4 separate regions of the Homo sapiens genome follow, and regions 1, 3 and 4 are each linked to region 2. A link is a loop called in an ENCODE intact Hi-C map of the cell type or tissue named here. Cell type or tissue: heart left ventricle. All regions are shown on one strand. Links, peaks and the distances in the headings refer to the core of each region. The heading gives the core; the rest is flanking DNA. Region 1 overlaps XIRP2 (xin actin binding repeat containing 2). Region 2 overlaps XIRP2 (xin actin binding repeat containing 2). Region 3 overlaps XIRP2 (xin actin binding repeat containing 2). Region 4 overlaps LOC124906087 (a long non-coding RNA gene).

Region 1 (7,607 bases), core at 845-5,844, 80 kb after region 2:
GTTCACCCTGTAATGATAACCTTAGCAATTATAGAGTTCCCAAATTACAAGCCCATTCAGCCAGCATACATTGAATACAGTTTTTCGATTCATAAAGATTATGAAATTACTTCTTCAGATAGTAATTTAAAGGTGAAGAGATAAAAGATTCCCAAAGAAAGGAAATATAAAGGATATTTCCAACATAGAAAGTCTAGCATTCCTTATTGTATAGGCCAATAAGGAATATACAGATTCCTTATTGTATAGGCCAAGTAATGTAATCAAATAAAACAAACCAGCCAAGTAGACTAAATATTTTGAATAAAAACATTGCAAAAAGTAAGTAAATGACTCAAGACAGTTCAAGAAGCAAAAGTCTAGTTTTAAATATGTCAAGTAATATGTTGAAAATGTTTTCAACAGCTACACATAAGTTAAAGATTTTCATACAGGAGGTCACACAGTAGTCTTCCCTGTAACTGTAGGTTTGGTTTCTGCAGTTTTATTTACCTGCGGTCCACAATATGAAATGAAAAATTCCAGAAATAAACCATTCATAAATTTTAAATTGCATGCTGATCTGAGGATCACTCCATCTGCCCAGGACGTGAATCATCAGTTTGTTTGTCCATACTACCCACCGTGATTCACTTAGAAGCTGTCTTGGTTATCAGATGGACTATCGTAGTATTGCAGTGCTTGTGGTCAAATCACTCTTATTTAACTTTTATTACAGCATAGTGTTTTAGTTAGTCTATTTTATTATGAGTTATTGTTGTGAATCTCTTACTGTGCTGAATTTAAAAGTTAAACTTTATTATAGGTATACATATATTTAGGAAAAGACAGAGTATATGTAGGGTTCGGTACTATATGTGGTTTTAGGCATCCACTAAGGGCCTTGTAACATGACCCCCATGGATAAGAAGGCACTATTGTATTTCTCTAAGCAGCCATTCAGATAATGATGTCAGTAATTGTTTTTCACTTTTGTTACCTCTTAAGTACACAGACATGAGTGAGTCAAGTTTGAGAGACAGCTAAAAGCTTCGAAACATTCTTAGAGTAGATACATTTTCTATGTCTTTGCTATGGTTAGAAAAGAAAAGCTTTTCAATTTATATATAATATATACACACATGTAAATATATATATACATACATCACATGTACATAACAAGTATATATGAAGATATATACACACACGTAAATATATATATACATATATCACATGTACATAAGTATATGTGAAGATATATATTCACACAAATATATAATATACATATACACATGAATATACATGAATATATATTCATATATATGAATATATTCACTATGTATATGTGTGTACATACATTTATTACAAATGTGTGTATATACACATATATACACATATATATAAAATCACTAGAAATATTGTTATCTGGTAATCATATCATCTTTGGATACTCCCAAAATATATGATGTATGCTGTCTTCATTAGAGTGAACTTTAACTGAAGCTAAAAACAATTGCAGGAGAAAAATAGAGAAAAAGAACTTGTCATTTTTTTCAGGGCATTCCCTTTAACATGTGTTTCCAACTATTACAAAAAATCCATATGTTCATAACTTGTAGTGAGGTATCATGCTGTTGAGACACAGTGTCAGACATGCCATTACATGTGGCACGAGTATAACATCCTTATCTCAGTTCATTCTGGTGTCCTCTCCACTGTCCTGGAAGGTGACTGCTATGACATGAACGCAGTATGTTTGCTTGTTTTGTTTCAGCAATTTAATCCAACTGCTAGCATTGGCAAAAACAAGATGAGATAAATAGAAGGTGCAGATCCCTACAAAGTTGTGATTTTTGTTAGGAAAATTTATGTTTTGGTAAAAGGTGGAATACTGAACATGGTCCATGGACTCAGACTGATGATATTAAGGAATAATTTCTGTTTCATATACCTACATGGAAATGTGATTTGATTAAATTTCAGCTGGTGATGACATTAACTTATACTATATTGGTATTCTCATTTTGGAATTCACAAGTATCAAGAGTGCATCTTGTACGGAGGCAGTAAGGAACAATCTACATGTGAATGTAGTGGACTTATTTTCAAGCCCTAGTCATCACATCAAAGTCATTCTGAGGCAAGCTCTTCAGGGCCTGGCAAGGGGTAAGGAGGCAGCTGTGTAGAGATGTAAAAGAGCTTCTTGGATGAGGCTGAATTGAGCTGTCTCCAATCAAAGCAGTGATCTGCTTTAATCTCTCGTAATCTGTTTTATACACTGTGCTTCCACAAAAGATTTACTTTGAGTAAAAATCTAGAAGCTTAAACAAATGCGTACAATACCACTTTAGAAGGAACAAATGCAGCATTTCACAATAAGAAAGTTGGATTCAAGCCCTCCCTTGGCTACTAATAAGCTTTGTGGCCTTGATTAAGTCACTTGCCATTTCTAGGACTAAGTTTTCTCAAATGTTCTTGGAAGAGATTTAGTCATTGAACACCTAATGTTCAACAACCAACTACTGGTGGTATAATTTTATTTAAAATAAAATAAAGAAATGTTTTTCACCTTTTGTGGCTTCCAGTCTAGAGAAGGAGGCAAATAGTAACGAAGCCCAGGAGTCAGTATTAAACATGCAACTCTAATGCTGAGTGTCTTAATGGGGGAATTAACTCAGTGAGAGAGAGCCCTGTATAGGGCTCTCCCAGGGAAACGACCTTCAGCTGATATTTGAAGAATGAATGGGGCTTAACTACGTGAAGAGCTTTCCAGGTGAAGACAATATGTGCAAATGTCCTGGACTGGGAGGGAGGACAGAGGATAGAGTAGGTGGGAGCAGGGAGGCTGAAAGGAAACACGTGGTGCTGGATGGCCTGCAGAGGCAGGCCGGGAGCAGATCACAAAGGCCTGCAGCACCATATTTGCTTTGTCTTAGCTCAATGGGAAGTTATTGAATGTTTTTAAGTGTGTGTGTGTGTGTGTGTGTGTGTGTGTGTGTGTGTATACACATGCACACATGACATAATCAGGTCTGCCATGTGAAAAGCGCAGTCTAACTCCAGAACAGGATTTCTAAATCTTGTCACTGTTAATATTTTGAACCAGATAATTCTTTGTTATTAGAGCCTTATTCTGTGCAGGTAGGATGTTTGGCAGCCTTCCTGGTCTCTACCCACTAGATGCCAGGAGCATTTGTCCCTAGCTCTGGAGTCATAACTATTAAAAGTGTGTTCGCACATTGCAAAATCTCATGTGGGGAGCAAAGTCACTGCTGGTAAAGAGCCACTACTCCAGACTGGGTTAGAGTAGAAGGTTACAATACATGTGGAAAGAGCAGTTAGTATAGCAGTACTGCAGGCAAGTGATGATGATCTTAAAGAAAGAATGATGATGGAGATGGCCAGAAGTGAACCAAGTTGAAAGCCATTTAGGAGATACAACTTTCAAAGCTTGGTCATGGATTGAATCGGAAGTTTGAGAAGGATAGAGAGAGGAGGGGAGAGAGAGAATGAGAGAGAGAGGGAGTGAGAATGGGAGAGAATTTAATTTTTCTCTATGGCATGCACAACAAAATGGATTGTGAAGCTATTAAATGATGTCAAAATATCAGATAAAAGCTGGTTTGAGGGAGATGATAGATCATGAGTTGGGTAGCAAGATGTCCAAAAGGCAGTTGGATGTGTAGCCCTGGAGCTTAGAGGAGAGGTCCAAACTGAACAACTAATTTAAGTCATCTGCCTTCCGTGGTAATTGAAACAACAGGCTTGAATGAACTTGCTTAGGGGGAGAGTATATAAAGTGTGATGGAGAGTGAGTCCAGAACCAAGCCTTGAAAAATGCCAACATTAAATGGATGGCAGAGGAGAAAAATCAGAAGGAAAGAACATCTTTGACAATATTGAACTTGTATTGAAAGTATTAATTTGAAAAGGACTTAAATATATCTTTTGAGTTGAGCAACATGGATGTCAACAGTTGAGCAAAATTGCTTCCTTGGAAGTACAAAGGTTGGAAGGCAATTTGAAGTGGGTGAGAGAGTGACTGGGAGATGGTGAATGGAGCTCACTTACTGAACATTTCAATGTTAATGTGGATGGGAGGAATAGAGCAGTAACTTGAGAGAGATGTGTTTTGTTTGTTTTAAAGGAAGAGTTTTGCATATGTTGAAAAGCTAACTCAAATTATTTAATGAGATAGAGGTGCTGACTATATAGAAGAGAGCAATAACAATCAGTGAAGGAAAATTCCTGAGAAGGGCAAGAGGATGGAACCCAAAGCATGGGTAGAAATATAGCCCGAAGGTAGCATAACAGAAAGCGTTCCTGTTCTCACTGAGGGGAAGGAGGGTCAAATTAATGTAGATATAAGTGATTTGCAAGCTTGGTAGCTTGAAGATAAGAACCCAGGCAGAAGTTGTCTATTTTCTCTGTTATGATGCAAAGTCTAATGAACATAGGGGTATCTGAAGAGAATGAAGAAAGTTTACCTTAATTGATGGGGGGAATGGAGGAAGAGAGATGACTAAAGATGACTGTGGCAGTGCAGCACTGGGGGCCCATTTGAAGTTGGTAATATTAACTCTGCAGGGCTACCAATAGGGCCTGTTAAGTTACATAGTTACTTACGAATTCAGAAAACTCTCCATAGTTCTAGTTTGGGCAATGAGAAAGTATATAGCTGACTTCAGCCAGGGAGCGGTTTTGTGAGGAAAAATATAAATAAAATTTCTATTGCAGAGTGGGGTTAGGGCAGGGAGAGACCAGGTACAGGAAATTTAGGTCGCCACCAAGAGATCTAAGAGAGCGATTGAAATGATACACTGTGCAATGTAAGTTGGATTAAAAGGAAAGAAAGAAAAGAAAGGGTAAACTGGAAGACAGATAAAGGGTCAGCAGACTGGAGATCTTGGTGAAACTAAAGAACCCTTTTAGTGTGAATACTTGGCAAAGCAAATTGTAAAGAGTGGTGACTGGGGCCACTGAGATGTTTGCTTTAGTTTGTAGGGAGTAGGGTAACTTGTTAGGATCCAGCGGTGACCAAAAAATGAAAGCTAGGGTAGGGGGAAAGTTATTAAATAGGAGGAAACCTAGGAACTCAGAGGCCATGATGGTGTCCCAGGAAAATGGAAGGACTTGAAGGCAGAGAAAAGCTGTAAGTTGTGTATCAATGTCCTTGTAAACGAGGGAAACCATTGAATTTAATAAATAACAGTCATGATGGTTGGTGGTTGGTGGGGAAGGTGCAGCTGACTGAATGAGTCTCAGATGAGCAGGGGTTTTTTTTAAAGAAAAAGTAGGAGAGGAGTGATTAGGAAGAATGGTCTCCAGGTACATGGAGACAATTCAGGGACACTGGTGATTTCAGGGGAGGGCCATGTTTCTGTTAAAGCAAGAAGGTGACAGAAGTATTTGGAGAAGAGGTGGAGGGTAGAGAAGTCATTGCTGATTATGGAGAGGCAGTTCCAGAGGTACTGGTGGAGTCTCTCGCTTAAATAATATGTAAATAAGTAAAATCTCTCAGTGAGGTCTATTATCTTTACTAGTTTTATGACTCTTCAAAACGAGGAAAGCAATTGAAAATAAGGGAAACAAACTTGAAAGAGAGCAAGATAATTTTTCTTTTCTTTTCTTTTTTTTTTTTTTTTGAGACTGAGTTTTTCACTCTTGCTCAGGCTGGAGTGCAATGGCGCGATCTCAGCTCACCACAATCTCTGCCTCCCAGGTTCAAGTGATTCTCCTGCCTCAGCTTCCTGAGTAGCTGGGATTACAGGCATGCGCCACCACGCCTGCCTAATTTTATATTTTCAGTAGAGACAGGGTTTCTCCATGTTGTTCAGGCTGTTCTCGAACTCCCAACCTCAGGTGATCCACTTGCCTCGGCCTCCCAAAGTGCTGGGATTACAGGATAATTTTTCTTTCTTACTTATATATATTTATTGCTTTAACATATGTATAATTATAATCTTAGAAGATAAAATATTTTTTAAGATGTGAGAATGAAAAATGCCAAGTCTTTAATACAACCCAATGTCTATTTCACAAGAGACATGGAGCTGTAGAGTCCCCTAAAATAATAAGAACATCTTACCAGGCATTTGAAAAGAAAGCAGGTTGCCCTACTGCTTTATATATTTTCCTCTCAGTGTGGATCCGTGAGTGAAGAGGTCCCCAGGAAAATATAAAATGATAAAAAGAAAATATTTAGATTTGTCTACATTTAAAATGCTGAGCTAGCTCGTGTACACTCCCAGACTCAGTGGGTTCTTACCTTTAGAGAAATAAAAATATTAATAGAAGCATAAAGAAGTTTTACACAGACATAAAGAGAAGAGCAAAAATAAAGGAAAATTACCAAAATATAAAAGACCAGAGAAGAAACCTTGTATGAATTCTGCTGTGTTACTGTCCCATCTGGTCTTTGAACTTTTATTTTTATTTTTTCAGAAGTCCTTTCCTGGAAGACTGTACCTTCTCCCACTATGTATTAAAAATATTTCTTCCCTCATGACCTAACTCAGTGCAGTCTCCTCCAGGAAGCCCCTTCAATCATTATATTCTATACTCATCTTTCACTCATTCAAAATATTTTTGAATAATTAATCTATCTCAAGAAATGTTTTAGGCACCATAACTACAAAAATGATTAAGATGCAAGTTGGGTCCTCAAGAAGCTCATAGTGTAATGGCAGGGAAAGATACATCAAGTGAGTATTGTAACAAAAAAGAGTGTGATAATAAAGAAATGTAGGTGTCCTGGACACTACAGATGGAGGATTCTGGGGAGATGTGGTCAGAGAAAGCTTCCTGAATTTGATTCTGTAGGTAACAAGAACTCTTGCAAGTGAATTAAGTGGGGGTGGCGGGATTAGATTTGTGCTTTAGATACATATATCTGTCAGCTGTGTGAAAAACAGATCATACAGTTGCCTCTCAATATCCAAGGGGGGATTGGCTCCAGGACCGCCCCGGATACCAAAACCCATACACGTTCAAGTCTCATAGTGAGCCCTGTGGAATGTGTAGATATGAAGTCAGCTTTCCATATTCACGGGTTTCCCAGCTCGCCAACACTGTATTTCCCGTGCATGGTTTGTTGCAGATACGGAACCTGTGAATATGGAGGGTTGACTACTTACTGAAAAAATCCTGCATGTAAGTGGACGCACACAGTTTAGACCTGTGTTGCGCAAGGGTCAACTGCAATGGAATAACACGGTAACATCTTCTGTAGTAAATGTAATAAGGAATTTATTAAAATTTCCAATTGAGAGATAGAAAAAGCCTACATTAGGATAGTGAGAAGGGGACTAGAGGGAAGAGAATCCATTACAAATATTTAGGCGTCAAAGTAGTAGTTTTTAGGATAAAAGTAGTGAGGGAGTGCAAGAATTCCAGCATAATTTCTAGATATTCTAATTGAGATGGCTTTATGAAATTGATAAAACAGGGTGAATGTCTTCCCCAAATGAATGTGTGCCTCAGAGAAGTGAAAACTGATCGTGGGCTTCCTTCCGGACTGACCACAAAGAATGAGTTGATCTAGAAGAAAACTGGGGGAATCCAGCACACGCCATGCCCTCAGTTTTGGGGCAGCACTCTTCTGGATGAACCCCCAGGGGGACCCCAAC
Region 2 (7,607 bases), core at 1,519-6,518:
ATAGGTATCATTGGAAGCAATTTGAAAAGCACCTGAGTAGTCCTGTGAGACCTATGCCCCTTCGGGAAGTGCAGAAGTAGCTCAGGTGCATTGGTTTTGATGATTCAGCACATTCCAGAGCCCAGCAGGCACTCAAGCCCAGATGGGATAATTCTCAAGGAAACAGGCCCCATGCCAGCCTTCCCTCCTCCCGGAAGATTCTAGGTCTGCTTGCAACTGGAAGACTTGGCAATACTTCAAATCAGAGCAGGTCTCCTGAGGTCTGACCCAGTCCTGACATAACCCTCAAAGCCTTAAGACCTTGAAAGTAACTGGGGACCCAGGAGCTGAGAGGTTTCTATACCATGGACTGGGGACTTTGGGGGTCCTGGATCTTTAACCAAATAAGTAGTCTTTCAAATAGATATTAAAAATGTAGTGCCTATCTTGGGGTTTGGGTTTCCCATACTCCAGAATATTATAGACTAATATTAGGATTATCTAAATTACTAGCAAGTACTCAAGTTGTTGCTTTACTAAGTTAATAACGTTTCCTCATTTATGTGGACTATCAAATATTTCAAAATATGTGTGGTGGCCCTTTGAGAAGAGATGATTGTGCTCTTCTATGAACTAGGTATATATTGTATCAAATTCTGCAACAAACTTTAAATGCAAATCTTAATCAATTACTTCTAGTTGATATATGTTAAGGTCAGAAAAATGTACAGCACCCCTTTTGAAATTTAAGATACAGTGAAAAAGGGGAAGGGTGAATTAAGGCCACAATATTTATTTTACCCCTTCTGCCATTTAATTTATATAAGTGGCTTTCCTGGATAAATTATATATAGATAATCTATAAGTATCAAATTATAGACATTAAGGTAATTATTAAGAAGAACCTTGCTGTTTCAAACAACTATTCTGATGTCCCAATCATGTGCAAATTAATCTGGCAAGCCTTAGTATTATGCTTATGACCGGATGCTCTCCTGGTAAATGCATTTTCACAAAAAGATCAATTCTTATACTGGACAGGTTGCCTCTCATCTATAAAATGGATTAAAAAACAGATATACCAGCCTGGTGTGGTGTCTCATGCCTGTAATCCTAGCACTTTGGGAGGTCAAGGTGGGTGGATCACAAGGTCAGGAGTTCGAGACCAGCCTGGCCAACATGGGGAAACCCCGTCTCTACTAAAAAAATACAAAAATTAGCCGGGCATGGTGGCACATGCCTGTAATTCCAGCTATTTGGGAGGCTGAGGCAGGAGATTTGCCTGAACTGAGGAGGCAGAGGTTGCAGTGAGCCGAGATTGTGCCACTGCACTCCAGCCTGAGCAGCAGAGCAAGACTCCGTCTCAAAAGAACAAAACAAAACAGATATACCCATTACTTTCCTGCGCTTTAGAAACAGACTACATTACACATGCAAAAATTCATACAGTTGATTTTTTTTTTTTTTTTTTTTGAGATGGAGTCTCACTCAGCCGTCCGGGCTGGAGTGCAGCAGCACGATCTCGGCTCACTGCAACCACTGTTTCCTGGGTTCAAGTGATTCTCCCGTCTGAGCCTCCTGAGTAGCTGGGATTACTGGCACCCGCCATCATGCTTGGCTATCTTCCTTCCTTCCTTCCTTCCTTCCTTCCTCCCTCCCTCCCTCCCTCCCTCTCTTTCTCTCTCTCTCTTTCCTTCCTTCCTTCCTTCCTTCCTTCCTTCCTCCCTCCCTCCCTCCCTCCCTCTCTTTCTCTCTCTCTTTCCTTCCTTCCTTCCTTCTTTCTCTTTCTTTCCTTCTTTCTCTTTCTCTTTGCTTCCTTCCTTCCTTCCTTCCTTCCTTCCTTCCTTCCTTCCTTCTTTCTTTCTTCCTTCCTTCCTTTCTATTTTGTATTTTAGTAGACATGGAGTTTCATCATGTTGGCCAGACTGGTCTTGAACTGCTGACCTCAGGTGATCCACCCACCTCAGCCTCCCAAAGTGCTAGGATTACAGGGGTGAGCCACCGCGGATTATTTTTAATAGTAGTACTAATACCATTCCTGCTACCCCTGGTACTATCATTACGCTACTGCAGCTGCTCATTCACCCAAGTGAGACAAATCTTCTGAAATATGGTTCAGTGGCGGTGCTAAGGTTTCCTTGTTCCACTTGCGGGTAGATGAAAGTTTACACATGTGAGATGGCAGGACCTGCCCAAGAAGCAGTCTGTGGTCATAACCGGGAGTAATGCTTCCTTGCTCAGGTGGGGACCGTTCCTGTGACTTTACCTTATTTAGTGTCATGCTCTAAATATCCCAACTAATGAATGTTGTTATCATTGACCCCATAACTGAAATTGCTTTGTGTTGAAACTTTTTATGTTTATTATTATTCTGTGTTTCTTATTATTTGGCTCAGCAATAAGGTTTGGAATCTAATGGGTGTGCTGATAATAATATGCTAATTTGAACACCTAACAGTTAAATCTAGGTAAATATATTACACAGTCCTCAAGTTCTTTTTACAAAAAAACTGTTCTTGGTTTATAGGGCATAACAGAAATAACATAATTTTGGGAGTTGGACAGACAGTGCTTCTAATTCCAGCCCTGACAATTAAAACCTTGGGCTACAGCTCTTGAACTTGGTTTTCTTTCTTATAAACTGGGCATAGAAATATTTTTCTCACAGATTTATTGTGAGTATTAAAAAAGGTAAAGGGAATAAAATTGCACAGACTTGAAAATGAATCTGGCATTTTAATTCATTGCTCAACAAGTGTTACTTCTCCCTCTCTTTTAGGGGGCTTCTATAGACCACCACTGTTTCATGGGCATAACTTTCATTTAGATACAACCAAATGCCATCTGATTGACTCTGAGACAAGGAAAATATATTGTCTTTACATGTGTAAATATGATTGAGATATAGTAGATTCAGTTTGGGTCTGATTCTGTGACTTTCAGATTTTGCACTTAAAATTTTGGGTTAATTGTGGAGATACAGATTTAGTCACAGGCAGTTTTCATGATTTTTTTTGGTGTGTGTGTGTGTGTGTGCAGAGGGGTGGGGGGGTGGGGGGGTGGCTTGAACAAGCATTTCATGCACATGATTAAATAAACAATTATTTTGCTTTGCTTTAGATATTTACCAGGATTCTGCTGAGATAATATATGTGCTCTTCTTTCTCACAATATTTGCTTAGGGCCAAACCATATACTATAATATGTATTTTGGGGGCCAAAAATACTTTCTCATTTAGGGAAGAGGAAGAAGTTGAATTCAGTTAGAAGAGCACAAGAGTCAAGAGACTAGGAATCTAGCTTGGCCTCCTCACTACCTAATTTTATAATCTATAAGTAACTTTCTCTTGCTTTTCTTGTCTATAAAATTTGCAGGGAAGAGAAGATTACTAAATTCTTTATATGTAGACATTTTGAGATTAGCCCTAAAGTTTTTGATTTTGTATTAAATAATGGGATCATTTAATTTCCCTATGTGTCCAATGTAAACATTCCCTTTTTAAACACATCATAAATATATATCATGCCTTGATACCACTTTTTTAATGTGTATTCTCTTAGTACCTGGCAAGGTCAATCTTCCTAAATCAAATATTGTTTACTAAATAACCAGTCTTTAGGCATTTTCAAAATCAACTGTTTCCTCGTGAATCATTTCTCTAATTTAGAACACGAATAAGTTCCTCAATGATCCAGTAGGGGGTGCCATCGAAGAAGACTGGCAGGAGGTACTATAGTGCCACTGTTTATTTTGGAAGTGATCTAGATACTTATGTCACTTCTGCACATTTATTCCAAATCTAAGCTGTGTCTAAAATGTATTTTAATGACTATGTGAAAACCTAAATGTCATCTAGAATTGCATTTTTTAAATGAGTTTGGCACAGTCAGCCTTGTCTCTAAATAATTTGTAAAGAAGCATGTTAAGTGTAGCTATTTTAATACACCACCTTTTTTGGCTTTTCTCTCTCTCTCTTTCTCTGTCTCCCTCTCTCATACACAACTAGGCTAATTTGGAGATTATAATTATAAAAGAACATTCTTATATTCCATTAAGTTGAAGGCCACAGAATACAGAACCCCAAAATTCTTTTGAATATGACTTTATAATGCATTGGCTCTAAAAATTGGTGGTCTTACTGAATCCTGCAGTTTCCTATAATCATAATTGGTTTAGCAGAGTGTCTACATTGCTAATCTCTCTCATTTTTATGTTGATTAAACCTTTCCTAATGGATTTAGTGCATACAGAGAAACGAGAAAAGCCAAAGAAATTATACTGCCAGTGAATTTCAATGAACCATATATGAGACCAAGGAGGGTGGCGTGCAAACCCATGTTATTAAAATTTGAAATTAATTCCCGACCTTCCTGAGGAGAATATCTACAGGTTAAGTGCTAATGATGATAATAATAACACATTTATACAGCGCCTTATGGCTTACACATAAATTGTCTCTTTGATTCCTCACCAAGACTCTGTGTGATAAATGATGATTCCCATTTTTCAGTCAAGGAAACTGAAGCTCAGAGAGAAGTTAAGATAGTAGTTCAGGGCTGGGCACAGTGGCTCATGCCTGTAATCCCAGCACTTTGGGAGGCTGATGCGGGCGGATCACGAGGTCAAGAGATCGATACCATCCTGGCCAACATGGTGAAATCCTGTCTCTACTAAAAATACAAAAATTAGCAGAGCATGGTGGCATGCTCTGTAATCCCAGCTACTCGGGAGGCTGAGGCAAGAGAATCACTTGAACCCAGGAGGTGGAGGGTGCCGAGATCGTGCCATTGCACTCCAGCCTGGATGACAGAGCAAGACTCTGTCTCAAAAAAAATAAAAAATAAATAAAAATAGTAGTTCAGATTCACACAAGTAATAAGTAGCACAGTTGAAACTTAAATTCAGATAGTCTGGATTTATTTCACACACTATTTTTGTGCTCTTTCTACTTTAGCCCCCTGTCCAGTAGTATTCTTACATTTCAAATATAAAGAGGGAATTGGGACAGACAGTAAGCACATTGCCTAGTGCAAAACCATTAGGAGCAGCTTACATTAGCAGAGAAGCTGCGGCAGTCACCCCTGGAAACAGCTGCCTGGTACCTCGCCATCCGCTCCTTCAGGGAGACCACTTCGTGGAGGTCTGACACACCCTCGCCCCGAGCAGCACTGTCTTCTGCAAATCCACTCTCAGGCTTATTAGGGCCAGCAGTCGCTGAAAGCAAACAGAGCATGCTTACACATGTGTGTTAAGCTTTAAGAAGAAAACAGCATCACCTTATAAATGGTGAAGCATTTAAAATACTTGATCTCGTAAAATGGACTGTAGCATTTCACAATATTTTCAATGTCTCATGGTCATCTCCTTCAAGCTTTCAAGCAAAGTTACAAAATGTGTGTATAACAGCATAAACTTAGGTAAACAGCAAAAATTTATCCCCCCAACTCTTGCAATTATTGTGATGAGAAAAACTTAGTAACAGATATATAATAACAATTAACATTCCTCAAGCACTATGTTTTGAATGTATGCTAAATTCTGTGTGCATTTTCAAATTTACTTTTCTAACAATCTTGTAAGGTAGGTAATATTATTTCTAAAAATTTATATAAGAAAATGAGAGTCACGCCTATTAAAAAACTTTCCAAGGATCACACCTTTAACAAGCGGCAGATTTGAATATGGTTTGACAAAATCTTTAACAAGTCTAAGGGTTGCTCCTTTCTTCTCTCCTCACCCCTCAACCTTTAAGGAGATATGTCCAGCTAAAATATGCAAATATTGTGAATATTATAGGCTGTGGATTTTTTTTTCTTTTCTTCTTAGGGGCATGTATTACATAAGAAAGAAGTAATAGTATCATTAGAAACAGCTTTGTCAGGCACCCATTTCAGAGAGCCTGATATTTACCCATGAAGCCATCTACTTGGCAAAAAGGCAGGGTAGGAGGAATTACATATCTGGAAGTAGTGTTAAAGACTGATTGCACAATCACAGAATAGCAGTTGTAAGAAACAGAATGATCTTAGAGATCATCGAACCTAACCCAATCTAATCAACTCCTTTTAGGCAGAAGAAAACGTATGCCTGAATGTTTCCTTATGTGAAAGGAACATAAGGACCCTCCATTGTTATGTGATTCTCCACAACTATTTAGCTTACGTATGCCAGAACTGATCTCAAAACTAGTTTTTCTTATTTAATCTAGTGATCTTTGTTGTCATCCTTCTGCTTGGTGGTTTACTATTCACTCTTAGATGGTTTTGATTCCAAAATCATTTCAAGGGCATGTTATAGGTATGTATACATGTGCTTTTGTATATGAGTTTATGTATATGCATCACTCATTCATGCATCTCCTGCCTTCACTCTTAGGGCTGGTAGTTTCTGGGACTTACAGGGTAGGGCTCTTTGTAGTACTTTCTTATTTGGGTTGTTATAATTTAATCACTATCAACCAAGGCCCAAATAACCTCTAGTAAAAGACAGCCAAGCTGTTCCCTCTGTGCCCTGTTCTTCCTCTCTCCTCCCTCAACTCTGAGTCCCCATGTTGAACCATCTTATTGAATTGCTTGCTTTTTCTATTAGCATCTTCAAGATTTATGTACACAACAGCAGTTGAGAACAATTTCTGTGGCCTAGAAAAAATTAAAAAATCATTTTCATTTTGACACCTTCCTAGAGTATTTGGTTTTCCATAGAGACTTCTTATTCAGTAAACACTTTCATATATTGTAATTAAAATAGTAAAAATACTTAACATACTATCACAAAGATACAAAGTATAAAGGAATAAGACATGGTATTATATGAATGCTGATTGTACAATGTTGATTATGTTTATGACAAATGCCAGCTATCTTTGAAATTCACCTGTCATCCAAAACCTCATAGCCATACAAAAGACTCCTCCACTTGATTCTGATAAAAAGAGATTCCCACAAATCACTGAAAGACTTTCACATGCTGAGGAAAAGCTCTTTATTTTTCCCTGTGGCTTCTCTATCTGCACAGATGAATTCAGTGTACATTCAGCTGTGCTGTTCTTACTTTGATGTGAATGAATGTCATATAGATTTTATTGAACATAACACTCTAAAGTTTTTCTACATTAAAATATAAATTTTATTTTGTGTGTTATCCATAAAAGATGCCATTCTTTTGGTAATCTTAATAGAAGTTCAGGCTTTTTTTTGGTTAAAATTTACAAATAGTATTTAGCTTTCAAATATTTGATTTTTATCATTTTTTAATGACAAAATGCCCAATATTATTTGTCAAAAAGAAATCAGTGGCCTGATTTGGATTCCATTGCTCATGGCCATCATAGAAAAGACTCTCAGCCGGGCGCGGTGGCTCACACCTGTAATCCCAGCACTCTGGGAGGCCGAGACGGGCAGATCACGAGGTCAGGAGATCCAGACCATCCTGGCTAACACGGTGAAACCCCGTCTCTACTAAAAAATACAAAAAATTAGCCAGGCATGGTGGCGGGCGCCTGTAGTCCCAGCTACTCGGGAGGCTGAGGCAGGAGAATGGCGTGAACCCGGGAGGCGAAGCTTGCAGTGAAGCCAAGATCGCGCCACCGCACTCCAGCCTGGGCGACAGAGCGAGACTCCGTCTCCGT
Region 3 (7,607 bases), core at 1,469-6,468, 310 kb after region 2:
AAAACCTGGATCACTGTGGTTCCAAAGCCTTCATTTATTCCATGTCAGCATCATTACTGATAAATCCTCATGGAGCTTTGGCTAAAAGCAACACCATTTGTTAAATGTTTGAGGCACAAAGAGTGGTTAGAAATTGTTCCTGCCTCTAAGGAATTTACAACGTAGTTGTAGAAATAAGGCACATACATACAGAAACATCAACATAAGAGGGCATATCAATATTGTTTTTATGGAAGAAAAAGGAAGTCAAGTCCACATTGAAGCAGACCTTAGAGAAAATTAATAGGAGAGGATGTCACATTTCACACTGCATTACACATCGGCTTCAGGACATCTGTCTAGAATACTGGCGGGGGGAAAGATTACATGCTTAGTAATAAATGGTAGGCTAGGCAAGGAAGTCATATGTAAACATAGACTCTCAATCAATGGCTCCTTACCTTTCCACCGTACTCAGCTGGTTTGTTTCCACTCTTAGGAGCCTCAAACACACTCCTCAGCTCATCAAGGGCAATGGAAAAGCGTTCAATCCTGCGCCGACTGCTCAGGGAATCCTCCTTCAGCACTTCTGGCCGACCATATTCCCTGGTGTTGTTACTCTTGTCCACAGAATCCTTCTCTTCCGGCTTCGAACTCCACATCTCTTCCCCTGTACTGTAGGGCAGACTTGTGGGATCCAAAGATTGAGGTGCTGATACTACCTCTCCTTCAGGCGCAAGCAATTTGCTTTCCTGAGGCTGGAAAATTGTACAATGGCTGTCCCTGGGATGACACTCACTTCTCTGATAATCACAAGATTCCCATTTCTGCCTCAGGAGGTTGAGGGAGCCCTTCTGCATTGGGAACATGGATGGGTCCAGGTTGTCCTGCAATATCAAGAATCCTTTTATCAGTGATACACTCAGGAGTCTGAGTCATTTTCAGACTCAAAATACTCTAGGAGCACCAGCTCTTGGGGTTTGGGTCTTAGTAAAGAAATCCAGCTTTCCTATACAATTCCACACAATTTCTGGCTCTTCACTTCACCCCACAACGTTATGTAAGTTAAATTAGAATTACACAGATTATGGAGAGGTGTGGTTTGTATAGCCATGGCAGTTTGAATATAAAGAAACAAAAGTGAAGAACACACAATTTTCTTCCATTTTCCTTTTATCGAAAATCAGCCAACAGTTATTTAAAATATAAAATTTGAACAGTGTTACTTCATTGTTTAGTATATTCTAAGAAAAGGGCAACTTAAAAAGTCTAACAAGAAAGCAAAATGGTTCATTTCCTGCCTGTAACAGTTCAAAATTTCCTTTGGAATTATTGGTTTCTGTTAAAGTCTTACTTCAGAAGTAGTAGACTAATAGCTAATAGTTATTAAGTTTTTGTTGTCAGGCAAAACACTTTGATAATGACTTTACATGTATACCTCATTTTAATCTTAACATTATCACAAAGAGTTAGTTGCTACTATTATTACTATTTTGCAGGTAAGAAAATTAAATAGTAATTTGCCCAGGATTCTGAGTGACAAAGCCTGGATTTGAAATACATCTGTGGAACTCCAGGATCTGCCCTCTTAACCAGTGGAGTTTATCTTTTGTACTTTGAGTTTTCAATTCTCATCTCATTGTGAGACTGACTGGAATTTCACCTTGTTTTAGAGAGTTTTGTGGTACGATAAGGAAGAAAAAAAATGGCAAAGTGTACTCTTACCAGAAACACAAACACACACACACACACACAAATCATGGGCAGCAAGAATTATATGCTAGCACTAATTTTTGCCACAGAAATAGCTACTTCCTGTTCTAACCCAAAATAAATTTTGTTTTTGAAGGATCAGGCATTTTCCTGGAAAAGTATCAGCACAGTGGGTCTGGTAAACAATACATCAGATGAAGGCTTAGAAAGTGTCTCAGAAGGTCACCTAACACAATAGCTCCAAATTTCTTTGACTACCAGCCACATTATGAATAATATCTTATGCACGGGGACTCAATGCACACATTAGATTAATAAATGTATATATACAAGAAACAAACTTTGTGTTCATTAAACAATAGTTTCCCTAATTATGTGAACTGCCTGGTGATATTTTCTACTCCGAACTCCTTCACTTTTAAAGATAATGTGTGCTGCCCACTAAATTGATGTAATGATGTACTAATGTTTCATGGACTGCTGGATAGCTCCATACTTACAGCAGAAGTTCAGTCCCAGGTTGGGTTTTACTAACCGTGTGACCTTGAAAAATCTTCACTGGTAAAATATACATCATGGCTTTATTTTGAGAAATAAATTTGATGATGCGTATAAAACTTCTAGTGTGTATTCAACACCCCAATAACTGTTAAATCCACTCCCAGCTCTATCTCTGGCTAAAACATCATTTCAATCACTCAAATATTGATACTATACCTCAGCCTCCTAGATGCGAGTGCTTGGAAGACGAAAGGTGGGTATTTTAAGACACAAAGCCATAGACTGAACAGTCAGGAAAATTTGGCCTTAATAATATTGCCAATTGGTAAGTTTGAATTAGTCACTTATTATAAAAAATCTCAATAAAACAGTAGATCAAAGAAGATCTGAATACCTGTTTGGAAAACTGATCAGCATATGTTGAGAATTTAAACAACATATGCTGTTAATGTCTGTGTCTCATATGTGGACGACAGAAAAGACCACATTAACATGGGAATGGTTGAGACGCTGTCACAGCTGGTAGGAGTGACCTCATGAGGTTATTTAATGAAAGAATTGTTTTGGAGCCAACCACACATAGTTGGAAAGGGAAAGCTGAGAGGCAGAAAAACTGGCAAGTTGAGGAGGAAAGCCATTTTCTCCTGTAGAAAAGGAAATCCTAATAATTGAAACTGATTTGGAACATCTGTTTCTGGATCAAGTTGGAATAGACATACTTCTTTCTCTCAATTTCTCCTACTAAATACAGCTAAAACCCCTAGAAATTGGACACATGAAATAAACATGAGGACTTTGAAAAGCAGAGAGAAGGCGAACTGCCTAGGAACCTTGGGACCTGAGGAACAATAAGGCGGTGAATTCCCAGGATTTCTTTTTGCTTCATATATAAAGAACTGGTGGTGGGAAGAAGCAGTAACTCAGAAAGTCCTAGAGGGGAAGAAAATGAAATTTCCCCAGGAAAACCTGCTTTCTCTAGCCAAATAAGCTGAAAAGTGTCAGCCTAGAAAGACAGGACACTTCTAGGCCATAAGTACCATACTCCAGGCAAACAACATGAAAAACCACAACTAAACCCTTACTCCCATCAGCAAAGGCTGAGTGGTGAGTGTAAGTTTCTGGCTTTTTGCCCTTTGCTGTCTCTCTCTCCAACTACTTTCATATTAGAGAAGACCAAGTGTGGGGCCAGGATTTTTGTTCCCACTTGATGGTGACGGGGCTCCTCTAGATGTCAGTGGAAGCCATGTGAAGATCCTGTACTTCTACCCCACCTAGCGGTATCAAGATCTTCTCCTCTTCCCTTTGTGTGTCAGAGGACAGAGCTGGTAACTAGAACTTTCTTCATCATCCACTGGTATTGAGGGCTTCCTTCTGGCAATGATGTCAGTGAAGGCTACAAGGAGAGCAATAAAGAGGGGCCTCCCAACTTTCCAGCCAGCAGGGGTGATGGCATTGGAGGAATAATGGGGAGCCCAGTATCCCACCTTCACAAAACAGTCATTGAACACCCTTCTTCAGGGAGTCAAAGGTCAGAAATACATAAGTAATATGCAGAGTTTTACAACATAAATGACAAAATGTCCAAGATACACTTGAAAATCATTCATATTAAGAGCCACCAAAGACCTAAACCAAAGCAGAAAACAATCAACAGACACCAACACTGACATGATACAGGTGTTGCAATTATCTCACAAGAATTTTTAAGTAGCCATTACAGAATTGCATTAGTGAAGAATCACAAACATGCTTAAAAAAAAGTGAAAAAGTGGAAAGCCTTAGCAAACAAATAGAAGACGCAAAGAAGAAACGAATTAAAATTCTAGAATTGAGGTAGAAATAACGAACATTTAAAAACTCATTGAATGGACTTAGCAAAATGAAAAGGGCAAAAGGAAAGGATCAGTGAATTTGAAGATACGATGATAGAAAGTATCAAATCTGAACAAAACATAGAATATAAAGTGAAAAAAGAATAGAAACTAAGAGACAAGTTGGACTATAAAAAAGATCTAAAATTCATGCCATTGGATTTCCAGAAAAAGAGAAAGACAGTGGGGCTTAAAAAATAGTCCAAAAAATTCATGGATAAATTTTTTCCAAATTTGGCAAAAGATAACCACCAACACACATCATAATCTAATTTCAGGAAACAAAATTAAAAAAAAAATCCTGGTAGTCGCTACTCCCAGTTTTATTCCAATTGTAGAAGGTGGGAAACAAAGACAATAGTACCAGCATTCACGTTGCGCGGTGGCATAGGACGGTAATGCACTGTGCTGCAAAATTCACCATTACCAATAAGCAACATACCTGTGTCAGTTTTCAATCTATTGCCTCTCAGTTCCAAAAAGCAGTAAGAAAGAAGTGACACCTTGCTTATACAGAAAGAACAATGTGAATGACAGCAAATTTCTCATCAGAAACCATGAAGACCAGAAGGCAAGAGCACAATATGTTTCAAGTGTTAAAAGAAACTAACTGCCAACTCCAAATTCTTTGTCTAACAAAATGATCTTTCAATAACGAAGAAAAAATAAACACATTCTCAGACAAAGGAAAACTAAGAATAATTTGTTGCTGGTAAACCTATACTAAAAAATTGGCTAGGGGGTATTCTTGAATGACAAAGGAAATGATGAAAGAAGGAATCTTGAAATATCAGGAAGGAAGAAAGAATAGAAAGAGGAAAATCATGAAGAAATAATAGTATACATTCTATTTTTCTCCTTTTGTATTTTCTAAATTATGATTGAAGGTTGAAGCTAGGGGTATAATGTCTGATATTCTCAATATGTGTGGAGAAGTTAACCAACACAATTATATTATAAACTAGGTAGGGAAAAGGGATAAAGGAGGTAAAGTTTCTATACTTCATTCAAACTGTAAAATGCTAATACCAATAGACTGTGATAAGCTTTATGTGTATAACATGTATTTAGGGGAACTAATAAAAATCCATCATACTTGAGATGTGTTACAAAACACTATAGCTAAATCAAAATGTGTTCTAAGAAATATTTAAGTAACTCATAGAAAGACATGAAAAATGAAAGAGAGAAACACACAACAGAGGGAACGGAGAAGACAAACTTAAATTTCAGACTTGAGCCCCATAATTTCAAATATTACATAAAATGTAAATGCCCAAGGCATAAAAATGAAAAGACAGAGATTGTGGGGTGGATTAAAAACATTATTCAGCTATCCATGTAAGGGTGCTATTCTAAGTGAAAAAAGCCAATCTCAAAAGGTCACATACGATAAAAGTACCGTTTCAATAACATTCTTGAAATGACAAAATTACAAATGTGCAGAACAGATTAGTGGTTCTCAGGGATTGTGAATGGATGGGACGTGTTGGGGTGGGCTTCACTATAAAGGGGTAACACAGGGAGATCTGTGTGGTAGTAGGAAACTTCTGTGTCTTGATTGCTGTGGTGGTTACAGGAATCTGCATAGGTGATAAGTGGCACAGTACTATTAGTGTATATGGCGTCGATTTCAATTTCCTGATTTTTATAATGTACTATAGTTATGTAAGATGGAATTACTGAAGGAAACTAGATAAATCATACAAAAGATCTCTCTGTACTATCTTTGCTATGTCCAATGAATCTATAATTATTTCAAAATAAAATGTTAAAAACTAAATGGATAAAAAAGTGATTAGGTAGTCACTACTCCAAGTTTTACTCCAATTGTAGGAGAAGGTGGGAAACAGACAGCAGTACCAGCATTCACACTGTGCAGTGGCATAGGATGGCAATGCATTCTGTTGCAAGATCCACTATTATGAATCAGCAACATACCTGTGTGAGTTTTTAATCTACGACCTCTCAGTTCCAATGCACCCTTCAACATATGTTCCTTGATAAATAGCTGAATCCCTTTAAGCACTTCTAATTTAATGTGAGCACAATGTTTAGCTTTCTCAGCAAACACTGGAGGGACATTGCAAGAGGAAGAGTCTTCCTGAAATTTCCTACCTGGGCTGGGTATCAGCAGTCATGAGCATGAGAACACTGTGGAGCCTGTTCAACTATAGCCATAGAATGATCTTATAGCCTGGGCCAGGAAATAACTTCTCTACAGCTCTCTTCTCATGGAAACAAACCATACAGCTGCCTGTGGTCTGGAGGGTCACATAGGGAGCAGTTGTTGATTCTATAAGCCCCTGAGTATCCTGCATGCCACCTGCATGTGTCCTAAGAGATAAACTCAGATCTGCTTCTCTCTCTGCAAGCCCCTGCATAGCCCATGTGCTTTGAAAGTCTATTGCCTAGAGAGGTGTTCCAACCCCCACTGCATGGCCTTGCCACCAGCTGCTGATTATCTGCTTGGCCTGCCTCTGAAAGGTGGTCTATTGCTAGTCTGGAAACTCTGGGTCAGCTCTAGCCTGGCTAAACCAAAAAGCTTCCTGCTCTCCCATGGGCTGAACCACACCTTCTCCATGAAAGTCTGGATCCTTTGCCAGTTTGTCATTCCTTGGTGGCTCTCCCTCAGCCTGAGGCTAGTGAATTGACTTTCTTTGTAGCTAATACCTATTCTTCTATCATAGTTGTTAATTCTTTATATTAACTTATTTTGTTTAACTTACGTGTGGCTTCTTTTTCCTGATTGGACCCCGACTGCTACAATACTTTTGCATAATGAGATGTCTGCTCTCTAATTCCAACAGTAGGTCACGGTGATATGTTTTCAGTATTGTCGATGGTGACGCATGCCACCATTCCCTCTATTACCAACAGTTTTGCCATGGGACATGAGATTACAGAAACCCTTCTTCCCATATTCCCTGATCAGGGAATGACAGCAACAGGGCAGTAGGCACACTTCCGTAGGGCCACTGAGTGCTAGTCTTGCAGAATGTTTTTCAGAAACAGTGCAGAAAGAATTACATGGAAAAATAAGTTTAAGAAGCCTAATAGATATCCCATTCTGGGAGAATTACAACATGCACACCCTTATTAAATGCTTTGAAAAGTCTTTCAGAAAGAAAGAAGTACAAGGACAGTAGTGTGTTGCTTAATGTTCTGAGCAATGTATTGTTTGTCAATTTCATCATTGTGAGAAGATCACAGAGTGTACTTACACAAACCTAGAGGGTATAGCTTAAGGGTATAGCTTACTACACATCTAGCCAATATGGTATAGCCTTTGCTCCTAGGCTAACAGCTGTACAGCATGTTATTGTACTGAATGCTGCAGGCAGTATAACACAATAGTAAGTATTTGTGTATCTAAACATAGAAAAGGTACAGTAAAAATATAGTATAAAAGATAAAATGTATTATACCTGTATGGGGAACTTATCATTAATGGAGCTTGCAGGACTAGAAGTTGCTCTGGGTTAGTCAGTGAATAAATGTGAAGGCCTAGGAAATTACTGTACACTCCTGCTGTAGACTTTA
Region 4 (7,607 bases), core at 1,437-6,436, 670 kb after region 2:
CACAACAAACATGTAAGACATAGTAAACTTAAGAGCAAAAACACAAAGACGATCAGAGCCCAATGATACATTTAGAGAAATCTAACATTTTTCCTTCCTTGTCTTCTTTCCTTCCCTCCATTCTTCCTTCCTTTTTTCCCTCCCTCCCTTCCTTCCTTCCTTCCCCCTTCCCCTTTCTTTCTTTTTTTCTTTCTTTCTCTCTCTTCTCTCTCTTTTTCTTTCCTTCTCTCTTTCTTTCCTTCTCTCTCTCTCTTTCTTTCCTTCTCTCTCTCTTTGTTTCTTTCCTTCTCTCTCTTTCTTCCCTCTTTCTTTTGTTTATTTATTTTGAGACAGGGTCTTGATCTGTAGCCCAGGTTTGCAGATCACTGCAATCTCAACCACCTAGGCTCAAGTCATCCTTTCACCTCAGCCTCCCAAGTAGTTGGGAATACAGGCATGCACCACTGCACCCTGCTAATTTTTTTTTTTTTTTGTAGAGACAGAGTTTCACCATGTTGCCCAGACTAGATAGATCTAATTCATCTCTAATAGGAATACATGAGAAATGAAATTGAGAAAGAAGTAAACAAACAATTACCCAAAGAGTTAAGACTGAGAATATTCTAGGATGAATAGAATGAATCTTCTGATGGAAAGCACACATAGAACAATAAGCAGGAGAGACAAGCATTAATCATTATATACATATAAGGGTATATATATATGATATAAGGGTCTTGGTGGAGTAATAAACAATTGCAACAGTAAATAATTGTTGCAAGAATAAGTAATGACAAAGAATTTTACATTTAGAAACATTAGAGGAGATTTCCTTCTCCTTACTGTGTACCCATTGGTTAAAATGCTCCATATGTCCATTTTAAAATATTAAATAAAATGTTCAGAACTTTAAGCAGCAGATAGATATTAGGTGGCTTTTTTCTTCCTTTCATTCTTTTTTTCCCTTTTAGTTATTTTTCTTTTGGAGCTCAGTTTCAAATCACTGAGTTAATCATATTTTAAAACTAAAAAACACATTGCCGTCATTAATCTCTGCCAATCATCCTTTTATTTTTGTCTTTCTTTCATGAACACTATTCTTATTCCCCTCATCTCAAAGATAATTTGCTTGATGCATGCCCTTGAATATAGCTTTTTAAAATATGTAATATGTTTTGTGGATATATGTATTTTCAATTTACCTGTGTGGTGAAAATATCATCCTGTTTTCTACTTTTCTTATCCAGACCCCGATAAGGGATCTTTCAGTGTTGCTGAACACATGTTGTTTTATTCTAGTGTTTCATGGTGAACCACAATAAACATCCACTACATTTAAACATCATTATATTGCCACCAATCATGAGATTGCCACCAAATGACTGTCACCACAAGCAATACCATAATCCTTATCATCATCTACCTGTATATGATTCTCGGAATTTCTCTATGATGTATAAAATATTTCCAGACTACTTTTCACTACAAGTGAGTGAAAGTTAACACTATGCACATTTTCTAATAATTGTTATGTTTATCCTTTTAAATTAGAGTCTTTCTGATAAGAGTAATGACTCACTGCCTTGATTTGCATTTGTATAATTATAAATATGAAGTTTCTTTGTATACTGTTTAGCTATGGGAAGAAATCTGATCTATGGTAGTTTGTCTCTTTCATTGGTCCTTTTTTTCCCATTGAAGTTTCTGTCTTTTTCTTGATTAACAGGAGTTATTTCTCTATTTCGGATAACAATCCCTTATGCGTTTTAAATTTAGCCAACAGGTTACCCATTTATCAATGATATCCTTCAGTGAACAGAAAACTTTACATCTGGACACATCCTAACAGTCGGCTTCTTTATGCTGTAGTCTTGTGTAAGAAGTCTTTTTTTGCCCATAGTCCTCAAAGCTATTCTATTAATAATTTTCTTTTCTTTGTTTATGGTGTTAATTTCACATGCTTTTTCTATAATGTGGAATCTGCTTTTGTATTGGGTATAAGAAAGATCCAGGTTTGTGTTTTTCCTTTATAGAGTATATTTTCCTAATATCTTCTAACCATTGATTTATAGTGTCATCTTCATAATATATCAAGTTCTCATAAGTGCATGCATCCATTTCTAAAGTTTCTATTCTGCTTCATTTATCGACTTGTTTCTTTATGTATAAAGATGGTATTAGTTTTACAACTATAGCTTTACAAAATGTCCTAATATCTGAACAGTGTTGTCATTTATCTTCTTAAAGTGAACCTAGCAATCTATTAGGGTTTAGTATTCAACATAAAGTTTGGAATGAAAAATTTGGATCAGTTATATACATCACAAAACCAACATATTTTTTTGAGATTATGTTGACTTCGTAAGCTAATTGAGAGAAAATTCTCAATATTTTAAACATTTACTGTTATAACATTCCCATCATGAATGTGATATACCTTGTTATTTATTCAAATCCTTCTAATCAATTCAATATAACAATCTTTTTCTTAATAAAAACTGTGCATATTTGCTAAATTGGTTTCTGTTTTATAGCATTTCTTAATTTTTCATTGATTCTGTTAGCATTGCTTGTCTAAAATCTGTACTATATACAATATTAGACTATGTTGGCCAAGAAAAAAAGGAAAAACACATACTATATATAATGTCTAATATATATTTATATACCTAATGGATATTACATAAATACTATGTATATGCATCATATACAAATAGATATATATTTTAATTATATATGAATTAAATATTTAATTATATATGAATGTATATATATGCTAAAATATTTAAATATGTATATAATTTTAGAATTCCAGTCTTTTAATTAGTGAGCTGAATCCATTTAGAACATTTAAAAACTACATTACCATAGAAAAAAATATATAGTTACTTTGTACTATCTACAAAGTAACTATGGACTATATTGTGCCTCCCACCCAGAATTCATGTGTTGAAGTCCTAGCCTCCAGTGTGATTATATTTGGAGATGAGGCCTTTGGAAGTATTAGGTTTAGATGAGGTCAGGAGAGTGGAGCCCTCATGATGGAGTCAGTGTCCTTGGTCACCAGAGCCTGCTTCCTCTCTCTGCCCTGAAAGAACACAACGAGAAGGTAGCATCTTCAAGTGAGAAAGAGGGCTCTCACTGGGGAATTGAATTGATGGGCACCTTGATTTTGGACTTCCCAGCCGCCAGAACTGTGAGAAGTAAATTCCCATTGTTTAAGCCATCCAGTCTATGGTGTTTTGTTATGGCATCCCAATCTGGCTAAAACAAATATTTTGCCAAGTTACTTTTTATTTTTTACTTACAATATTTTTTTTCATTTTTTCCTTTCTTGCCCTGCACTTTACAGCGATCAAATTTCATTTGATGGTTTTAAATTCATGCATTGTTTTCAAATGTGTTCTGGTTGCTGCCTCTCCCTCCAACTTTTGTTTTCCATTTACTAATATCTATCTTCCTGTGAGACAGGATAGACACTTTAATACATTCTATGTCCCCGTGCTCCTCAACTCCTTCCACAGACTTTTTCCCTCAGCAAATTCTTTTTTCTCACTAGACTTTAAAAAATGCATTGCAGATTAAAGGCCTAGTATGAAAAAATGAACTGTTAAATGATAGAATATATTTATGATTTCATATAGGGAAAAATATTTCTAAACCAGATTCCCTCCAAAAAGTGTGAGTAATGCTGAATGTTTACATCGTACTACATAAGCAATGAACCTGCACCAATTGACTCTTCTGAAATTTAAATGACTAATTCCGAAAGGATCAAATTAAGTTTTACTGAAATCATATTTTGGAAGCTTTCTAAACCATTCTGGCCATGAAGATTGGGAGACTAATAAACAAATTCCAAACTTCATCTGAAGTTAATTTATACTTTGTGGAGCTCAGATTCCTGGCTTCAGTTACACCTAAGCAGCGTGGGCAAATAAGCTTGATAGTTCTGCTGTTTCAACTTTCTTCTCTTTCTATTTTTGCAATATGAAACTTGCAGTTGATTACAAATGACTGTGAAGTGTGGTGTACATATGAGGCTTAAGAAAATGGCACAGAAAAAAAAAAGTCAGAATTTGAGATCGATATGATTAAAAAACACCACCACAATATCAGTGGCCCTTATGAGAACCATTCAGTGTGATTTTAGTGCCACCTAGTGTTCTATGGTGGGATAAGGTCTTGGAAGTGAAAACTAATCCGTCATGGGCAAGACTCAGAAATTAGGCAGCTGGCATAAGGCTGTGCACGGACTCAAAGCAGGCACAGTCAAGAGACTGCTGCTGTGTTTCTTGTTTGCCATCCGGAAAAACAGTCGTGCAAGAGAAGCCGTTCTTAGATCTAAGGAATTAGCCAAATATGTACAGGGCCAGTCAACAGAAGTACTCATTCAAGTATCAGTTTTAAACAAAGGAAGGTTTGCAATGGAAACCCTGATTTGGTGAAAATAAGAACGTGATGGTGATATAAGGGGGCATGGCAATAACACTTGGGAATAAGAGAGGTCACACACATCTAAGGGTAATTTACATATGCATGAATGAGGTCATATTATGCTCTTCTTAGTGCTCAAGTATACTTGAGATTTCAATACATCTATTTTGGGAATTGCATACAAATAGTAGACAAAAACAAGTCAGGCAATGCCAGATTTAGAAGAATGAAACAGGGTTCTCATCTCTAACCTTATACAAAAATCAACTCAAGATGGATCAAATTTAAGACCTGAAACCATAAAAATTCTAGAAGATAACATTGGAAAAACGCTTCTAGACATTGGCTTAGGTGAAGATTTCATTACCAAGAACCCAAATGCAAATGCAACAAAAACAAAGATAAATAGATGGTACTTAAGTAAACTTAAAAGCTTCTGTACAGCAAAAGAAACAGTCCACAGAGTAAATAGACAACCCACAGTGTGGAAGAAAATCTTCACAATCTATGCTTGTGACAAAGGACTAATATCCAGAATCTACAAGGAACAAATCAGCAAGAAAAAATCCAAACAATCCCATTAAAAAGTGGGCTAAGGACATGCATAGACGATTCTCAAAAGAAAATATACAAATGGCCAACAAACATATGAAAAAATGTTCAACATCGCTAATGATCAGAGAAATGCAAATCAAAACCATCATACAATACCACCTTACTCCTGCAAGAATGACCGTAATCAAAAAATCAAAAAGTGATAAATGCTGGTGTGGATGTGGTAAAAAGGGAACACTTTTACACCATTAGTGGGAATGTAAACTAGTACAAGCACTGTGGAAAACAATGTGGAGATTCCTTACAGAACTAAAAGTAGGTCTACCGTTTGATCCAGCAATCCCATTCCTGGGTATCTACCCGGAGGAAAAATCATTATACAAAAAAGATACTTGCACACACTTATTTGTAGCAGCACAATTTGCAATTGCAAATTATGGAACCAGCCCAAATGCCCATCAATCAACAAGTGGATAAAGAAATATGATATATATTAAATTATATATATATAGCTATATATGTCACATGTCTTTATATATCTTCATATATAGCTATATATAATTATATAAATGTATATAGCTATATATGTCACATTCCTATCAGGTGTCAACTTGATTGGATTGAAGGATGCTTAGATAGCTGGTAAAGTATTGTTTCTTGGTGTGTTTGTGAGGGCGTTGCCAAAAGAGATTAACATTTGAGTTATATATATTTCTATTGTATATATAATTATATATATGTAGCTATATATATATGGAGAGAGAGAGAGAGCATGGAATTCTACTCATGCATAAAAAGTAATGAAATAATGACATTTGCAGCAACCTGGATGGAATTGGAGATGTAACTCAGGAATAGAAAACCAAACATCGTATGTTCTTACACTTAAGTGGGAGCTAATCTGTGAGGATGCAAAAGCATAAGATACAGTGGACTTTGGGGACTTGTGGAAAAGGGTGGGAGTGGGGTGAGGGATAAAGACTACACATTGGGTACAATGTACACTGCTCAGGTGATGGGTGCACCAAAATCTCAGAAACCACCACTAAAGAACTTATCCATGTAAGCAAACACCACCTGTTCCCGGAAAACCTATTTAAATTAATAAAATAATAATATCCGCATCAACCCTACCAGTATTATTGCCATTTTCCAGGTGAAGAAACTGGGGTTTAGATACTTAAGATATGTGATGGTTAATATCAGGTATCACCTTGATTGGATTGAAGGATGCTTAGATAGCTGGTAAAGTATTGTTTCTTGGTGTGTTTGTGAGTCAGTGCACTGGGAGAGTACGACCCACCCTCAATGTGGGTGGGCACCATCCAATTGGCTGTCAGCATGACTAGAACAAAGCAGGCAGGAGAAGATGGGATAAGCTGGCTTGCTGAGTCTTCTGGCTTTCATCTTTTTTCCATGCTGAATACTTCCCCGACCTTGGAAATAAGACTCCAGGTTTTTTGGCCTTTGGACTCTTGGACTTACACTAGTGGTTTGCAAGGGGTTCTCAGGCCTTTGGCCACAGACTGAAGCCTGCACTGTCAGCTTCCCTGCTTTTGAGACTTTTGGACTCAGGCTGAGCCACTACTGGCTTCCTACCTCCTCAAGTTGCAGATGGCCTATTGTGGGACTTCCCTTTATGATCATATGAGTGAATTCTCCTTAAAAATCTCCCTTTCATATATACATATATCCTATTAGTTCTGTCCCACTGGAGAACCCTAATAGAATATATTTACCCAAAGTTGTAGCTGAAAGGTGGCAGTACTAGAACAACTTCTAACAGCTCTATAGAAATACTGCGAAGTCCAGAGTGTCATACGTCTGGCACATAAGGGTATTTTCCTGGGAGCAGGGGATTATTTCTCTTATCCATTTTTCTTTGGAGGCATCTCCACTCCACTTCCCAGTAAGGTGTACTTCTTCCCATCCTCCTTTCCTGCCTTGTCCCATGGTAGAAGAAGTGAGAAGCCAGTTGAGAATCTGCCATTCCATGAATCACATTGCCATGAGTGTAGGACCCCAGCATTATAATCCAGGCAGCATGGACCCAATTCTCTCTCATGCTTTGAAGAGAACTGTGTCCAGACACAGCAAATACTCATGCTTGTAATTTCCATGACGTAGGCTAAAGAAGCAGGGTCTCTTTTAGGTCTTGCATATCTACCTGCAATACGGTGGACAGGTCAGAGAGGGGAGGATGTCAAGTTCTTGTCTCAAAATAAAGGTAGCAAGACCCTCTCGTAATCATCAATCCAGCTTTACTGTAAGAATTCTGAGCCTGTTTTAATACTTCCTGGTTCTTTGTCAGGCTTCAACTGGTTAAATTCCCAAAGGCAGAAAGAGTGATTAATTAAAGTCACTCAAACCCCCTGATTATAGGAACCATAGAAACTATAGTAAGTGCCCAAGGCTACTTGAACACAAGTCCAGATTGTTTCTGGAATGTTACCATCTGCCTAGAGTATACGCAAAAGCTGAGTAACTCTAAAACATGCTGTTTTCCTCTCTATTTGACAACTCTTTAAGAGGACTTTTTAAATGATGGCCTATAATGAAGCTCATGGGAGACTAAGACATTACAGTCTGACCATGAAATGGACTGGAACTGAACCTAAAGAGACAATGTGAAATTT

Evidence for each region. Hi-C counts contacts between places; a loop is a spot of excess contacts. Peaks named below come from ENCODE experiments on the same cell type or tissue, not always from the same donor. Only the 100,000 strongest peaks of a DNase experiment are listed, where the experiment ranks them.
Region 1: it touches region 2 in a loop (3-fold over the local background); 36 of 110 quality-filtered maps call a loop at or near these places.
Region 3: a loop joins it to region 2, with 6 times the contacts of the local background. A loop is called at or near these places in 10 of 110 quality-filtered maps.
Region 4: a loop joins it to region 2, with 7 times the contacts of the local background. A loop is called at or near these places in 40 of 110 quality-filtered maps.

What each region holds. Positions count from the first base shown.
Region 1 is chr2:167,127,887-167,135,493 of GRCh38, reverse strand. The region is part of intron 2 of XIRP2 (xin actin binding repeat containing 2); the gene reads right to left. All of the region lies in intron 1 of XIRP2-AS1 (XIRP2 antisense RNA 1), which reads left to right. Among named protein-coding and RNA genes, the nearest start is that of XIRP2-AS1, 9.3 kb to the left of the region's middle. In heart left ventricle, for the core only: no CTCF peak of the experiment used is centred there; no DNase peak of the experiment used is centred there.
Region 2 is chr2:167,208,322-167,215,928 of GRCh38, reverse strand. XIRP2 (xin actin binding repeat containing 2) reads right to left here. Exons shown (of 11, transcript NM_152381.6): 4 at 5,034-5,194. Among named protein-coding and RNA genes, the nearest start is that of XIRP2-AS1, 71 kb to the right of the region's middle. In heart left ventricle, for the core only: CTCF peaks have their summits at 3,485 and 3,684 (motif pointing right); no DNase peak of the experiment used is centred there; H3K27ac peaks cover 292 bases.
Region 3 is chr2:166,896,724-166,904,330 of GRCh38, reverse strand. It overlaps XIRP2 (xin actin binding repeat containing 2), which reads right to left. Exons shown (of 11, transcript NM_152381.6): 2 at 441-866. The coding sequence starts at 848. Among named protein-coding and RNA genes, the nearest start is that of XIRP2, 12 kb to the right of the region's middle. In heart left ventricle, for the core only: a CTCF peak has its summit at 3,456; no DNase peak of the experiment used is centred there.
Region 4 is chr2:166,536,084-166,543,690 of GRCh38, reverse strand. The region is part of intron 1 of LOC124906087 (a long non-coding RNA gene); the gene reads right to left. Among named protein-coding and RNA genes, the nearest start is that of SCN7A, 46 kb to the right of the region's middle. In heart left ventricle, for the core only: a CTCF peak has its summit at 4,143 (motif pointing left); no DNase peak of the experiment used is centred there.